2 separate regions of the Homo sapiens genome follow, and region 2 is linked to region 1. Evidence: chromatin loops called from intact Hi-C (ENCODE). Cell type or tissue: B cell. All regions are shown on one strand.

Region 1 (8,000 bases):
CCAAAGTGCTGGGATTACAGGCGTGAGCCACCACGCCCGGCCTCCATTTTTCATTTTCTTAATGATGTTTTTTGATGAATAGAAGTTTCCAGTTTTGATGAATTTTATTTCATCGACTTTATTGATTTATTTTTAAAATTTTTACACTTATTTATTTATTTAATAGACATGGGTTCTCACTGTGTTGCCCAGGCTAGAGTGCAGTGACTGTTCACAGGGGCTATCATTGTGCACTACGACCTCAATTTCCTGGGCTCAAGCGATCCTCCCACCTCAAGCCTCCTGAGTAGCTGGAACTACAGGTGGGTGCCTGTTTAACTTTTTTTTTTTTTCATTTTGGTTACTCTTTCCTGTTTTTGAAATCTTTGCGTACCTTACATTCATTAACATATCCTCTTTCTAGAAGCTTTACTTTCCCTGTCATACTTAGGTGTATGGTCCATTATGAATTCATTTTTGTGTTTGGTGTGAGGCAAAGGTCTAGATTTAGTTTTTTTCCTAATTGGTCCAGCACCTTTTATTGAAAAGTTATATCATAAATTTGTAAATGCATTTCTGTCTATTCACCTCGTTTTAACCACTATCTCCAAAAAGCAGAAAATAGCTGCACTAATGGAAAACCAGTTCACCAGATTTACTTATTCTGTTTTTTTTTTAGACGGAGTCTCCCTCTGCCGTCCAGGCTGGAGTGCAATGGCATGATCTCGGCTTACTGCAACCTCCTGCCTCAGCCTCCTGAGTAGCTGGGACTACAGGTGTGCACCACCATGTCTGGCTATTTTTTTTTTTTTTAAGACAGTGTCTGGCTCTGTCGCCCAGGCTGGAGTGCAATGGCGTGATCTCGGCTCATTGCAACCTCCACCTCCCCGGTCCAAGCAATACTCTTTCCTCAGCCTCCTGAGTAGCTGGGACTACGGGCAGCCACCACCACGCCACCACGACCAGCTGATTTTTATATTTTTAATAGAGACGGGGTTTGACCATGTTGGCCAGGATGGTCTCGCTCTCTTGCCCTCGTGATCCCCGCACCTTGGCCTCCCAAAGTGCTGGGATTACAGGCATGAGCCACCGCACGCGGCCTATTTTTTGTATTTTTAGTAGAGATGGAGTTTCACCATGTTGGCCAGGGTGGTCTTAAACTCCTGACCTCAAGTGATCCGCCCACCTCAGCCTCCCAAAGTGCTGGGATTACAAGTGTGAGCCACCACACAAGGCCTACTTGTTCTTTTTAACTAATTATAACATTTACAGCAACTCATATGTTGAAGCGGTTTTAACAGCTTTAAAAGGTTTCTGTGGGATTATCATTGACCTGTTTTTACTTTGTCTTAGTGATAGCTTTGTAGGAAAGATTAATTTTTCCTTAGCCCAGCAGAGAGAGGTGAGACTGATGGACATAAAAAGAAAATACTCAAGAAAATATATTAATCAATAGTGTATTTTATTATTAGAATACATCCATAAGAATCCTTTATATTTATGCCTACACTCTTCATGAATCTCTTCTTGTGGACATATTTATTTACTTATACATTTCTTAATTCAACATATATTTATTGAATACATTTTTGAATATGGCAATATACATTCATATTTGTTATTATTATTATTATTACGAGATGGAGTTTCACTCTGTTGCCCAGGCTGGAGTGCAGTGGCGCCATCTCAGCTCACTGCAACCTCTGCCTCACAGGTTCAAGGGATTCTCGCGCCTCAGCTTGGGAATACAGGGGTCCGCCACCACGCCCATCTATTTTTTTGTATTTTTAATAGAGACAGGGTTTCACCATGTTGGCCAGGGTGGTCTTGAACTCCTGACCTCAGGCAATCCGCCTGCCTCGGCGTCCCAAAGTGCTGGGATTATAGGCATGAGCCACCGTGCCCAGCCTCATATGTATAATTTTTAGTTAAATTAATAAATTAATATTTATGGTTTTCATCATTATGACTTTGTAATATTTTTCACAGCTGAGCTCCATGGTATACCATAATTACCTTCTTTGACAACCTTTTGTTCTTCCTGGGATTAATAATTGCCTCCTGTTCTTTGCTTACTTTTCTAAATATTTATTCCTAATTCAAAACCAGCTTTCTGACACTATTTTCTCGTCAAATGCATGAGGCAGTATGTCAGTTCCATTTTCCCCCATTGGAAACAACCCTCGTTTAGCCCTCTTTTTTCTATTCCACCGTAGACTGATTGCCTTCTAGCCTGGTAGCTCAGCAGTTGCCCCGGAGTTTTTTCCTTTACCTTTCTTCTGTGTTAGGTCCCCAGTCACCGGATTTCATATTTCCTTTTTCTTAGTTTAATTCCCTAGTTAGTGGACAATTCTCCAGAAGCTTTCTGAGAAAAGGTACTTGGGAGATAATGTTCTGCAAATGTCCATTCACATTTGATTGATAGTTTGGCTGGGTTCAGAAATCTAGTTGTGGAAACTATTTTCCTTTATTGAAATGATTTAGAAGGCATTGCCTCATTGTCTTTCAGCTTTTGGTGTTGGTGCTGCTGTGGAGAAAAAAAGATGACATTCTAATTCATAATCCTTTCTGTGCAATCTTTTAGTTTTGTTTTCCTTCTGGAAACATTTAGGATATTCACTTTATTCATCTGATATTTCACAATGACAAGCTTTATTGTGGGGCTTTGCCACACCCTATGCAGGGTAGTTGGTGGGCCTTTTAAATCTGGAGACTTAAGGTCTTTGGTTCTGAAAAATAATCTTATATTACATCTTTATCTCCTTTATTCCACTTTCTCCTCTTTTCCTAGAATCCCTGTTAGTTTGTTGGCATATCTTCTATTATACACCATTTTATTTTCTTATCAATTCTTTGCTATTTTCCATCATTCACCCCAAACTTTCCAGATTTCTACAACCTTATTTTGAAATTTTAGGCCAGGCGCAGTGGCTCACAACTGTAATCCCAGCACTTTGGGAGGCTGAGGCGGGCGGATCACCTGAGGTTGGGAGTTCGAGACCAGTCAGACCAACATGGAGAAACCCTGTCTTAACTAAAAACATAAAATTAGCCGGGCGTGGTGGCGCATGCCTGTAATCCCAGCTACTCTGGAGGCAGAAGAATCTCTTGAACCTGGAAGGCAGAGGTTGTGGTGAGCCGAGATTGCATCATTGCACTCCAGCCTGGGCAACAAGCGCCAAACCCCGTCTCAAGAAAAAAAAAAAAGAAATTTTTAAAAATCCAGCCATCATAATATTATTAATAATTTTAAGAACTCCCCTCCTTTTTGTTTCATGAGTGCAGTATCTTCTCTTACTTTCCCGAGGATTAATTATAATTTTTAAAAAATCCAACTTCCTGCATTGTATTTGTTTCCTCTTAGGTTCTTCCTGCCCCCTTCTGTTTGTATTCGTCCTTGTCTTATTGTAGAAATATTTTCACAACCACCTGATTATCCTTGGTTGTCGTACATATTTTAAGTAAGGCACTAAACACCTGATTCTGGAAGCTCTGTGGACCTGCTCCAAGCCTGTAGACTGCAGAGTCTTTGGGGATTCTATGGAGACCCAGCCATTTCTTTGGGAGATCCTCAAATACCAGTGTTTGTCGTTGTTTTAATTTTTATTTTTTCCTTGTAAATTGACTTGGATATCTCATCTGTCTTTCTTTATCTCTGGAAAACTTTATCCCAGTTTCCCTTGACATACTCCTTCAACCTCCTGGGAGAGGTAGGGGGAGGGGAGATGAGCCTGTTTGACTAGTTCTGGGAATGTGGTGAGGGAAGAGATCTGGGGATTTCGGCTCAGTGCTGACACTTCCTTCATGCTACTCTGGTTTAGCACCCCTGCACTTCACCCTCTTTCAACTCCTGACCAAGTCAACTCCTGTTACTCACATCGACAGTCATTTTTCATGTTCAAGACCCCTGAACCGCTCTCATCCCCCACTCTCCGCTAACTCTCCTGCTTCGCTTCAGGTCTACATTGCCTCGCTCATTTCTTCCCTGCTGAGCTCTTTGATTAGTTTGCTAAGCAGCATCTCGGGAACAGCCCCCGTGCTATGTGTTCTTTCTTGTCATGGATATGTGTTTTTTCTTGTCATGCTATGTGTTCTTTCTTGTTCAAGGCAGAGTCGCGGCTGGGTTGTTAGGATGCTCGCGCCCCTGTACCCGGGGCGTGCAGGGAAGTGTAAGAAGGGGGCGAAGGGCGAGAAACGCTGAATTCTAGCCTGAATTGGTAGGAGAGCCTCGCAAGCTGAGTCACGGTTCCTGATTCCATTTAAATAGAACGTTTTGTTCACTTGTAGGAATTTCCTTTTCCATTTCTTTCATTAAATCGCGAACGTAGTAATGACTTAACGCTGGTTACGCATTCATTACAATCGAAGATTATATTAATTTGCGATGGTAAGTGTCCCAGGTGTCAGGATGGCCGAGTGGTCTAAGGCGCCAGACTCAAGCTTGGCTTCCTCGTGTTGAGGATTCTGGTCTCCAATGGAGGCGTGGGTTCGAATCCCACTTCTGACACAACTATCTTATTCTCCTTTTACTCTACTTTCTCAGCCATTTCTGTGTTTTCATTCTTTCTACCTCAACTTTTTTTATTCTAACTAAAATGATACACTCTCAATGAGGTCTGCCCCCTTGCTTTTCAGTCTTGTTCGCTGTTTAGTAGTGAATCACGTTTTGCCCCGCTTTGGTCAGTTCGTTAAAAGGCGCATTCATTTACCACATGAGCACTCACCCAGAGGCGTACTGGGAGGAAACTAGACTAGGTAGGAATAGAAAGACATGTATACAGACTCCATCATTACATACTGGCCCTGAGCTCATAGGTTATTGGGACCGCAGATTACATGTTTTTCCTCACGGCCAGAAACCATCAAAAATAAAAGTGATGAAACTGAAATTGAAAGCAGCAAGGTTCACGCTCAAGGTTATCGGAAACAAGGCAAAAGGAGAGAAATGAAAGGTTCCACCGAGATTTGAACTCGGATCGCTGGATTCAGAGTCCAGAGTGCTAACCATTACACCATGGAACCCTACTTAACAAAAAATGGATACTCGATCCACCTGGGGTCTCTCTTGTCTTCTACTTACTAATTGATTTAAAGTAATTTTGCAGGGGCAGTTTTTTTGTTTTGGATGGCCAAACGCAGGGATGGGAGGGGTAGGGCTCACACACTGTTTCCACCGCGCCTTTCTCCCAGATTTCTTTCCATCCTTCGGGGCAGGGCAGTATACTGATCTGGGAATATGGTTATTCCTGGAGATTTTTATTTTCTTTCGTTTCCAGCCCACGAAAAGGTGAATTGAATTTTAGTCTCACGGTTTGAAAGGGAGAAAAGAGAGAAAAGAAAAAATATACTATCTACTTTCTACAGTCTTATTTATTCATTGTACGATACCTACAGATGCCTCTAGAACAACCTCCGAGTATCTTGGCACTGCCCCTCAGTTGTAACCATGGGCTTAAATTTTTAAAATCTGTCTCCCGCATTCCTCCAAAATGCCTTAAGTGCAGGGCTGAGTCTCAGTAGTCTTTGATAGCCCACGGTCTGCTACTTTGTAGAAGCTCAACCAATGCTTGTTGCATGAATGCATAAATGAAAGGATGAGTGAATGAATGAATGAATGAATGAATGAATACTCAGTGGGACAGCCCAGCTTAGACTTTTGGGAGACTTTAGACTTCTTTTTTGCCTTCACTTGCTAGGCTAAATTTTACAAGTTCAAAAGGGAATAATTATTTCTCCTCCTCCTCCTATCTTCTTTTGCCTTTCCAGGTCCCAGCTCCCAGGTGGACATCTTAGCGTCCAGATGACCCAACATATAGGTGTCCTTTAGTATGGATGACCAAACTAGGATGTTATAGTGCTGGATGTAGTAATTCATTTTTTCAAATCTTAACTTTATTAAGATAACATGGTTATTTATCTAGTAATTGTGAGAACAACATATAACAAATAGACCACATATATACGTAGCGTGTCTGGAAGAAATACTCAGATATAAATTACTACTTTAGTCAATCTTAATATTAATTATTTGTCAACTATGCTTAATGTGCCTCTCTAGTCTCTCAAGACTAAATTGCTAAGGAACCCTGGAATCATTTGCTGGCATTCATCCTTTCAAGCAAGGTGCCTGTTACAAAATATCTGCTCAATTAGTATGTATTGGATACATCTTTTGGAAGGTGAGGAAGGAAGCAGTGAAATTAGAAGACTTCTGCCTAGGCGACTGTAAAGTGCTCCTAAGCATCTACCCACCTCCCTGCACACAAAAACTCTCCATTCTATCTCCTCGAGTCTCCTAGCCTTAAAAGATGGTCTAAACTACCCCAGATCCAGGTAAATAACGGATCAAGTCCTTCTTCCCTAAAACAGGTGTTATTCTTTCTATTCTATGAGCCTCCACCTTATTTCTTAAAAAAAAAAAAGAAAAAAATGTTTACTGTTTAAGAAGATAACAGAATCTCAAAAGCTAACTCTTCAACTGTGTTCAACTAAGGACCTTAAACTGCTCTCTGAGGATAGGTGAAGCGGGAAAGGCTCTAGGTGTCTGGTGACTGTTTCTTTTGTTGGTTCGTTTGTTTTTTCAGCCTTAGCACATTTATCCCTTGGAGAAGACAATGGAAAATAGGGCAGATGAGCGTGCGTGGCTTATTTATTCTTGAGTCTGGAGTTAAGAAGGTTGTACTTTTTCCTTAGGATTGCCCTTGGTTGGTTCACAAATTTCGCAAAGTGAATGAAAACACATGAAGGCCACTGAAGGGAATAACTAGGGGACGAGATGTCTGAGCCCCTAAATCGAGAAACATTTGGGCACCGTTTGTGGGACTGTACATATGGGTGTTATCTGTGGCCCCTAGGAAAACAGAAGAGGAACCTGTCTCACTTAGGAAGCTGTGAGAACTGCCCACACAAGGCTTGAAAATGGAACTTTACTGGGTCAGAATGACGAGGGGGAAAAAAAAAATACCTCACACTGGCAGCGGTGGGATTCGAACCCACGCCCCCGAAGAGACTGGAGCCTTAATCCAGCGCCTTAGACCGCTCGGCCACGCTACCACCCACAGGGTGCGTCGCCGCTTTCAGTTTCACCCAAGTGACTGTCGCCCCTTTCCAGTCCTTTCATTCCCATTCCCACATCACCATAAGCCCTTCCCTCAGGCCCCTTCTTCAGCATTCCTTGCTTCTCAGCATAGCCCGAGAACCCCCGATCCCTGACACTTTGCTTCTTCTCAGCTCCCAGATGGATCCTGGACAGGATGCTGCAGGTGGTGCAGGAGGGGAATCCTGCCCCATTTATCATCAACACAGTAAAAAGGGGTCGAAGAGACCGAGAGCGCCAGAGGACGCCATGGGCTCCACATCCACTTGGATTCCAGGGAGTAAGCCTCTCGACTTCAGGAGTAAGCAAGGCCAACCGTTTGGTTTGAGCCTGTTGCTTCTAAGAAAAGCGAGGAAAAATCCTGAGACCTCCTCCCCTCGCCCTTCATCCACTTCAGGGGACCGAGTGTCTCCACGGAACTTCACAAGGGAGGAAAAGAGTGAACTCATTATTATTTGTCTTGTCTTCGTTTCAGAGGCGGTACATCTACGAAAGCCCTAATCATAGAGGGAAAGACTCCTCGTTCCTGGCCCAGAAATGAGATGAGAAATCCAGGGCCCCGTACAGGAAGGCCTTTCGCAAAGTCCAGACTCAATTGCCTTCGCAGCCCTTAAAGTTTCCTTAGGAAGGTCTGTGGGAGAACGAGGTTGGTTTAGGAATTGGCCCCTGCCTTGTACTACGTAGTTTTGTCATCCAAAGTGTTTTAGAAGTGAATTGAATCATAGTTACGCCTTATTTTGAAACACTGTAATTCAGAGAACGTAAAACCTTATTAAAATGCCTCATAATCATCTTGGTAGAGCCGTTGGTTAAGCGGGAGAGACAGTTGCCTCCTTAGCGCAGTAGGCAGCGCGTCAGTCTCATAATCTGAAGGTCCTGAGTTCGAACCTCAGAGGGGGCAAGGCGTCTGTTTTGCCATTTTACT
Region 2 (8,000 bases), 1.3 Mb before region 1:
AATCCCAGCACTTTGGAAGCCCGAGGTGGGCAGATCAACCGAGGTTGGGAGTTCGAGACTAGCCTGACCAACATGGAGAAACCCCAAAATTAGCCAGGCGTGGTGGCGCATGCCTGTAATCCTAGCTACTCAGGAGGCTGAGGCAGGAGAATCGCTTGAACCCGGGAGGCGGAGGTTGCGGCGAGCCGAGATGGCGCCGTTGCACTCCAGCCTGGGCAACAAGAACCAAACTCCCGTCTCAAAAAAAAAATTAGAAAAGCCATTAGTGGTCTATTGTAAAAAAGTTTTTGAGTGCCATCTGTATTCCAGTTGCGTTCAGGGTTTTTTTTTTGTCTGTTTTTTTGAAACGGGGTCTCTCTGTCGCCCAACCTGGAGTGCAGTGGCGCCATCTCGTCACACTGCAAGCTTCGCCTCCCGGGTTCAAGCGATTCTCCTGCCTCAATCTCCGGAGTGGCTGGGATTATAGGGGCCTGCCACCAAGCCCGGCTAACTGTTGTATTTTTAGTAGAGGCGGGGTTTTGCCATATTGGCTAGGGTGGTCTGGAACTCCTGACCTCAGGTGATCCGCAAGCCTCGGCCTCCCAAAGTGCTGGGATTAAAGGCGACAGCCACCTCGCCCGGCCAAAAGGGCCTATTTCTAAAGCTGTTGAATCTGCATCACTTGCTCTCGAACGGTAGGACAAAGGAGCAAACCTCAGCTATGCTAGGCTACCTAGCCTTACAATAGGACAAATATTGTGTCTTAAAGTTATCATGAATTAGGAATGCTTGCCATGAAACTGTTGGCATTTCCCGCTTCTCGCCTAATGTACCTCCTGTTTTCTAGCAAGGCTTTTAAAAGCCTGAGTATTACAGCATTTATTGGGTGTAAATTCAGTTGCACCGGGTGAAATTACAAAATGTGTAAGGTACAGAAATCAAGGCCCCGCTGGGATTCGAACCCAGGATCTCCTGTTTACTAGACAGGCGCTTTAACCAGCTAAGCCACGGAGCCACAGCCGAGAAAGCCCTCGATCGTATACTACTTGAAAACTATTTCACACTTCCGTAATTTGCAACAATCCCAGCAACTAGTTTGTTAGGTGACTTCACAACAAAAATAGACATTCAGGTCTCAGTGAAAACCAAATAATTTTATTTTGAAAGGATTAATTCATAGGCTGGATTGAAATGACTATTTCCCCTTGAAAAGTTGTCCCGGCCCGGCGCGGTGGCTCACACCTGTAATCCGAGCATTTTGGGAGGCTGAGGCGGGCGGATCACCTGAGGTCAGGAGTTCCAGAACAGACTGGCCAACATGGCGAAACCCCGTCTCTACTAAAAGTACAAAAATTTGCCGGCGTGGTGGCGGGCGCCTGTAATCCCAGCTACTCAGGAGGCTGAGGCAAGAGAATCGCTTGAACCTGGGAGGTGGAGGTTGCAGTGAGCCGAGATCATGCCACTGCACTCCCACTCCAGGCTGGGCGACAAGAGCGAGACTCTGTCTAAAAAAAAAAAAAAAAAGAAAGAAAAAGAAAAAAATAAAAGAAAAGAAAAGTTGTTCCAACATGGATACCGCTAGACTCACTATAGGCTCTGGTGGCCAGGTAGGGACTTTTGCTGAACCTCAAAGGAAAAATGAATTGACTCTTTATTAACCGTCATTTTGTTTTAACCACACCTGTTCTCTTCTCTGTTAGTGTGGAGAAGCAGGGGTTATTGGTGGAAGATTAGCACATGTCTGACACGTGGTTGCTGTAGGAAAAGAACTATGAGGATATGTGGTGCATCTATCAGATCCCCCCCTCCTATCGCTTCTCGGCCGTTTGGCTAAGATCAAGTGTAGATTCACCACCCGGGCCCCCCACGCCCAGGTGGTGGCACTCATTCCTCAACTACAGGAATATTAACTACTGATGGCTCATGTCTGGGTCCGACTCTGGAACCTACCTTCAGTGGAAGGGAAGTCACTTGCTCCAAGTCACACCCCACCACTGGAGCAGCTCAAATCCCATGACTGTTGATGGAGGAATATATAGGTCTGCCCTTCCCGCCTCCCCACTATAATTAAGGACATTTGTGAAGGACCATTCCAGATTTATATACACCTGTGAGATGGGCTGGACGTATGTTGCGCCTGTATTGAATTCAGCTTCTGTCTTTTCTCAGTCCTGCTCACCTCACCCTCTCACAGATGCTGATTTTGAGAGCGTCCCCAATGAACTTCCCGCACACAAATCGCCATCTCAGTGTCTGTTTCCTAGGGAACTGACCGATGACAAAAAGCAAGTGACTGATGCCTACGGTGGTCTCTTGAGGTCAAAGTAAGTCTAAATGTGGCCCAGTCTTTCAGGAATCATTTACCATAACAAGTGTCCTAGTAAAACAACAATGATAATAATAATCTGTGCCACAAACTTTGAGCATTTTCACTACAGAACAAAACAAACGAAGACATCTACTAGTTGATTAAAAAGATGTACAGGCCGGGCACGGTGGCTCACGCCTGTAATCGCGGCACTTTGGGAGGCCGAGGCGGGCGGATCACTTGAGATCAGGAGTTCAAGACCAGCCTGGCCAACATGAAACACTGTCTCTACTAAAAATACAAAAATTAGCCTGGCGTGGCGGCTCGCACTTGTAATCCTAGCTACTCGGGAGGCTGAGGAACGAAAATCGCTTGACCCGGGAGGCGGAGTTTGCAGTGAGCCAAGATCACACCACTGCAATCTAGCCTGGGCAACAGAGCGACACTCTGTCAAAAAATAAATTAATTAAATAAACAAAAATAAAATAGGGCCGGGCACGGTGGCTCACGCCTGTAATCCCAGCACTTTGGGAGGCCGAGAAGGGTGGATCACGAGGTCAGGAAATCGAAACCATCCTGACAAACACGGTGAAACCCAGTCTGTACTAAAAATACAAAAAATTAGCCGGGCATGGTGGCGGGCGCCTGTAGTCCCAGCTACTCCGGAGGCTGAGGCAGGAGAATGGCGTGAACCTGGGAGGCGGAGCTTGCAGTGGGCCAAGATCGCACCACCGCACTTCAGCCTGGGCGACAGAGCGAGACTCCGTCTCAAAAAAAAAAAAAAAAAAAAAAAAAAAAGTGCAACTTTAGTGAAAGGAGCTGAAGGACACGAAAATGTGATTTATTATTTATGATGTTAAACTAATTTTAATTTTTCATATTCAAAGAGTTGAAATGTAAAGTTAGAAAATAAATGGCAAATTTGTCTAGTCAAAGGATATGATTCTCATTTCTAAGGCGAAGACATGAATATAAAGCATTAAACACATATACTAATAGTGCATATCCAAGATAAGACTTTACAATTTATATATATAAATAAGTGTATGCATATACGTCTAAATAGAGGGGGAGGGCATAAGGAGGGCATTTAAAATGTACATAGGCCAATTAACTTTTGAAAATATTACTACCCTTAACTAACAGAAACAGTCGTGGTAGGAAGAGGGGGAAAGTAGAAACTTGTCAAAAAACAGACAGTAAATCATGAATTAGCTGCTCCAGTGGCCCCTTCCTGGGTTGTCACCTGCCAGCAAGAGCATCAGGCTCCGTCTGGAAGCGGGGCACCTCTCAGGGGCAAATGTTTCACGCCTGCTTCCTCTGAGTTGTCGAATCCGGGCCTCGCCTCCTCCTCCCTTTTCAGATCATAGGATTTCTCTCCCCCGCAAATAATGGCCCTTACTTCGTAAACACGCTGGCTCCGTAATCCCTATTATTGTTTTGGGGGTTTGGTTCTGTCCAGGGAGGAGGTGAGGGCAGATGCTCAAGAGAGGCTGTCCCCACCGTCCTTTTGTCTCAGCGAACCGCAGTCCGCGCCCGAGCGCCACTAGCTGTCCTGGGACGGGAACTGCAGCGGCAAGTGTGTGACTTTCTTGAGCCCGGAGCCACAGGCCTGGGAAGCGCCGCTGAGACTTCAGGGTCGTAGTGACAGAGGAACCACCCGAGGCTAGGCGGGGAGAGGGTGCAGTTTCCGGATCCCGAAGGCTTCGAGAAGAGCCGACCTGTCTGGAAGGGTCTCCAAGAACAGAGAGGACTCTGCAACCATCACTCGGGAGCCGCGTCCTTTCATCCTTGAGACAGCTCCGTGGTCCAACGGTTCCCCGATCCGCTGGCCGAGATCTCAAGCTTGGATGCAACTTCGGATTCGCCCCAGGCAGGAGGAAGGAAGCCCCGATTGGAAACGTTGACTTGAATCTTCTCGGATCAGAATTAGCAGGTTAAGAAAAACTGTTTCCCCGTAAGAAGCAGGGTTCTTTGGTGTTCAATGTGGAGCTCCGCCACTCCCAGCCCGGGTGAAGGAAAACTGGGAAACAGAATGAATGTGATTATCTATTCGAAGATAAATTTCCACAAAGCATGCCGTTTGATAGTAGCTTATAATGTGGAAGTAAGGCATCCTGTCATCCGGCCGGTTAGCTCAGTTGGTTAGAGCGTGGTGCTAATAACGCCAAGGTCGCGGGTTCGATCCCCGTACTGGCCAAGTATTCTCTGTGGCTTTTATCACCAGAATGGATAGTAACCCAGACATCGATCTAAACGTGTACCTGTGTGTTTCTCCAGGCTTAACTTTGCCCCGAGAAAACGGATCTGTGAATTTGGTGCGCCCTCGCTTACTCGACAGCGGTTAATTTGAACGGGGACGTTTCTTTCCGCTGCCTCCAAGGCATACCCACATCCTACCCGTAAAACAAAGGGGCTATAGGCACCTTACAGTGACAGAGGTACGTTACGGTTGGAGGCTTTTGTGATTTTTGTCCTCCTCTGCCCCGGGGAAATTTTCTTGGAGTAAAATACTGAATTATTTGATTACTTCCAAAAAAAAAAAAAAAAACGCATGTAAAACCACCCACCGTTTGTATCACTCATGCTGGGTCATTCCGTTTTCTTCATTTCAGTCTAAGAGAAAACAAGATTATAAAGTGAGAAAGAAAAATTTTCAAAAACTTCAACGATAACAATGACAAAGATCTTTGTTTTATATACTCTGAACGCTTATTCCAATGTGAACAGGATACATACCTTTAAAAATATTTTTCTAATTTAAGAGTTTTTTAAAAAATAAATAACACCTTATTATTATACAAAGAAACATTTTAAAGACAATTTAAAAAGATATAGTAAAAAGTTCTCTTTTCTTTCTTTCTTTTTTTTTTTTTTTTTTTTTTTTTTTTTTTTGAGACAGAGTCTTGCTCTGTAGCCCAGGCTGGAGTGCAGTGGGCCGATCTTGGCTCACTGCAGCCCCTGTCTCCCAGGTTCAAGCTATTCTCCTGCCTCAGCCTCCCGAGTAGCTGGGATTATAGGCGTGCAGCACCATGTCTGGCTAATTTTTGTATTTTTAGTAGAGACGGGGTTTCGCCATGTTGGCCAGACTGGTCTCGAACTCCTAAGCTCAGGCGATCCACCCACCTCGGCCTCACAAAGTGCTGGGATTACAGGCGTGAGCCACGCTGCCTGGCCTTTCCTTCCATTTTTATTCTTCATCAGCTCAATTCTCACCACCACCTACTATAGGTAAACTCTGTCCTTAATTTCTCATATATCCCTACTGGGTTTCTTTATTTAAATACTGCATTTATATTGATTATTTTTTCTTCTTTTTCACACAAAAGAGAGCTTAGTTATTTACTCGTTGTTCTGCATTTACACTTTTTCTTAATGTATCTTAGATGTTTTAAATTGCACTTTTCAACTTTGTACACTGTTAAAAGCAGAGCTTATTTGGGAGGCCTAGGCGGGTGGATCACGAGGTCAGGAGATAAAGACCATCCAGCCAACATGGTGAAACCCTGTCTCTACTAAAAATACAAAAATTAACCGGGTGTGGCAGCACGCGCCTGTAGTCCCAGCTACTCGGGAGGCTGAGGCAGGAGAATTGCTTGAACCAGGGAGGCCGAGGCTCCAGTGAGCCAAGATCATGCCACTGCATTCCAGCCTAGGCGACAGAGCGAGACTCCATCTGAAAAAAAAAAAAAATCAGCTTATTTTCAAATGAGTTGATCCTACTAGCCAGGAATTGAATATAGATACTTCTTGTCCACTGTACAAAGTACAGGCTTTTTCATCGTAGGAAAGAGGGTGGTGAAGACGATACCCTTAATTTTCTCTTATAAGGTGAACAAAGCACTTTCTTTCCTAGACCATATGATCATCAAAGAGGTTTGAATATGGGCTCCCAAGCTGTACAATAATCAAAGGAAATTATATATAATTTCAACAAACATTTATTGATCTCTCACTCTTCGGTGTGGCAATCCGCTGTCTCTAGTGAAAAGATATGAAGGAAATAATGTTAAGTAACAAACTAGAGTACAAAAATATGTGTGTGCATGAATATTATATATGTATATATGTGTGTGTGTGCATATGTGTGTGTGTGTGTGTGTGTATATATATATATAGATATAGATATAGATTTTTTTTAGACACTGTAGCTCTATTGCCCAGGCTGGAGTGCAGTGGCATGATCTTGGCCAACTGCAACTGTGCCCAGCTGAAAGCCACTCCATCTTGGATGGTAACCCACCATATTGACTTCTGATTAACCCCAGTTCTGGGAATGCCTCTAAGATTTCTACTTTGAGGTACAATAAATCCTGCAATTAGGTGAAAACAACCTTGGTGTTATTGTAACCACATACTTACCATACACAAATCCTGCCCTTAGGCTAGGCGCGGTATGTCATGCCTATAATCCCAACACTTTGGGAGGCCGAGGTGGGCAGATTACTTGAGGTCCAGAGTTTGAGACCTGCCTGGCCAACATGGTGAAATGCCATCTCTACCAAAAACACAAAAATTAGTTGGGCATGGTGGGGCGTGCCTATAGTCCCAGCTACTCCAGAGGCTGAGGAAAGAGAATCGCTTGACCTGGGAGGCAGAGGTTGCAGTGAGCCAAGATCTGGCCATTCCAGCCTGGGCGACAGAAGGAGACCGTCTCAAAAGAAAAGAAAAAAAAAAATCCTGCCCTTAGGCAAATTCCCTGTGGTTCATAAGCCCTGGGTTTGGCTGGTGACAATGTGGGGATCCATCATCTTGTCTTGCTACCACTCAAGACATGGCTTCTGTTATTAAATGTTTCTTTCTGAGAAACTGAATTTGTCAGCCTCTTTCTTTGGCCTCTCAGCTTCCTCAGCCTTTAGGAGTAGACTTGTATAGACCTGCTCACGGTGGAATAAGACTGAAAGCAAACGACATCAGATTCTAACAGCTTTCAGAGGTAATGGTGGTGGGCAAGAGAAAGATACTCTTTCTGCATCAGACGTCTCATCAGCAACCTCGAATGAATGTTAGGAGAAAACAAAATAATGCCTCAAAATCTGGAGGAAAAATGTTTTAATACAGAATTCTATAGCTATGTGTAACATCAAATGTGAAGTTGGAATAAAGACATTTATAAACCTATCATGACTCAAAAAGCTGACCTACATTTTAAGACGCAAACTGAATATATATACTACAGGGAAAATAGGGGGGAAGACAGAGAAAGACATGGAACTCAGGAAATGATGAATCTGATCTAGGAGCTCAAAAATGAAAAACACAGGATGACAGCTATTCAAGAAACCTAGAATGCAACTAATCCATACGGGAGCAGGAAGCTAAAGGACTCAGAGAAGATTTACCAGATTTACCAGACAGGAGGGGATCATGCAGAATAGATTTAATTGAGAACTTGGTAAGTGTTAAGGATGTTGCATTAGAATGTATCATTCAGCTGCGAAATAAAAAATAAAAATGGGAAAAAGGAAGAATAATCCAATTGGCTTAGGACAGAAATACATCTCACGTGACAGGAACTACAGAGGTACTCTGACTCTTTCTCTGTGATTGGCACTGTTCTACCACATCTGGTGTTGGTATTACCCTTAAGCTGTCTAATCTTACAACTATAGTTAATACTGCTGCCACAAGCAGCAAAGTGGTTTTTCCCCATGCATTGAAGGAAAGTCATAACCCCTCCTCCCAATTATGAAAATATTATTATGCCAATTTA

Evidence for each region. Hi-C counts contacts between places; a loop is a spot of excess contacts. Peaks named below come from ENCODE experiments on the same cell type or tissue, not always from the same donor. Only the 100,000 strongest peaks of a DNase experiment are listed, where the experiment ranks them.
Region 2: it touches region 1 in a loop (7-fold over the local background); 3 of 110 quality-filtered maps call a loop at or near these places.

The regions. Positions count from the first base shown.
Region 1 is chr6:28,936,672-28,944,671 of GRCh38, forward strand. It overlaps TRL-CAA1-2 (tRNA-Leu (anticodon CAA) 1-2), which reads left to right and starts at 4,382; the gene lies at 4,382-4,486. It overlaps TRQ-CTG1-3 (tRNA-Gln (anticodon CTG) 1-3), which reads right to left and starts at 5,001; the gene lies at 4,930-5,001. TRL-AAG2-2 (tRNA-Leu (anticodon AAG) 2-2) reads right to left here and starts at 7,032; the gene lies at 6,951-7,032. LINC01556 (long intergenic non-protein coding RNA 1556) reads left to right here and starts at 7,113. Exons shown (of 1, transcript NR_103538.1): 1 at 7,113-7,867. It also overlaps TRM-CAT3-1. RefSeq lists enhancers at 3,587-4,156, 4,728-5,297. In B cell, a CTCF peak has its summit at 3,335 (motif pointing left); DNase peaks (open chromatin) are centred at 4,410, 4,900, 7,150, 7,880 and 1 weaker place; H3K4me3 peaks cover 4,235 bases; H3K27ac peaks cover 2,725 bases; H3K27me3 peaks cover 391 bases.
Region 2 is chr6:27,683,775-27,691,774 of GRCh38, forward strand. TRT-AGT2-2 (tRNA-Thr (anticodon AGT) 2-2) reads right to left here and starts at 994; the gene lies at 921-994. It overlaps TRI-AAT2-1 (tRNA-Ile (anticodon AAT) 2-1), which reads left to right and starts at 4,414; the gene lies at 4,414-4,487. RefSeq lists silencers at 877-1,016, 4,381-4,660, a cis regulatory region at 3,500-4,888 and an enhancer at 4,141-4,220. In B cell, a CTCF peak has its summit at 3,854; DNase peaks (open chromatin) are centred at 977, 1,773, 3,857 and 4,487; H3K4me3 peaks cover 1,492 bases; H3K27ac peaks cover 1,050 bases.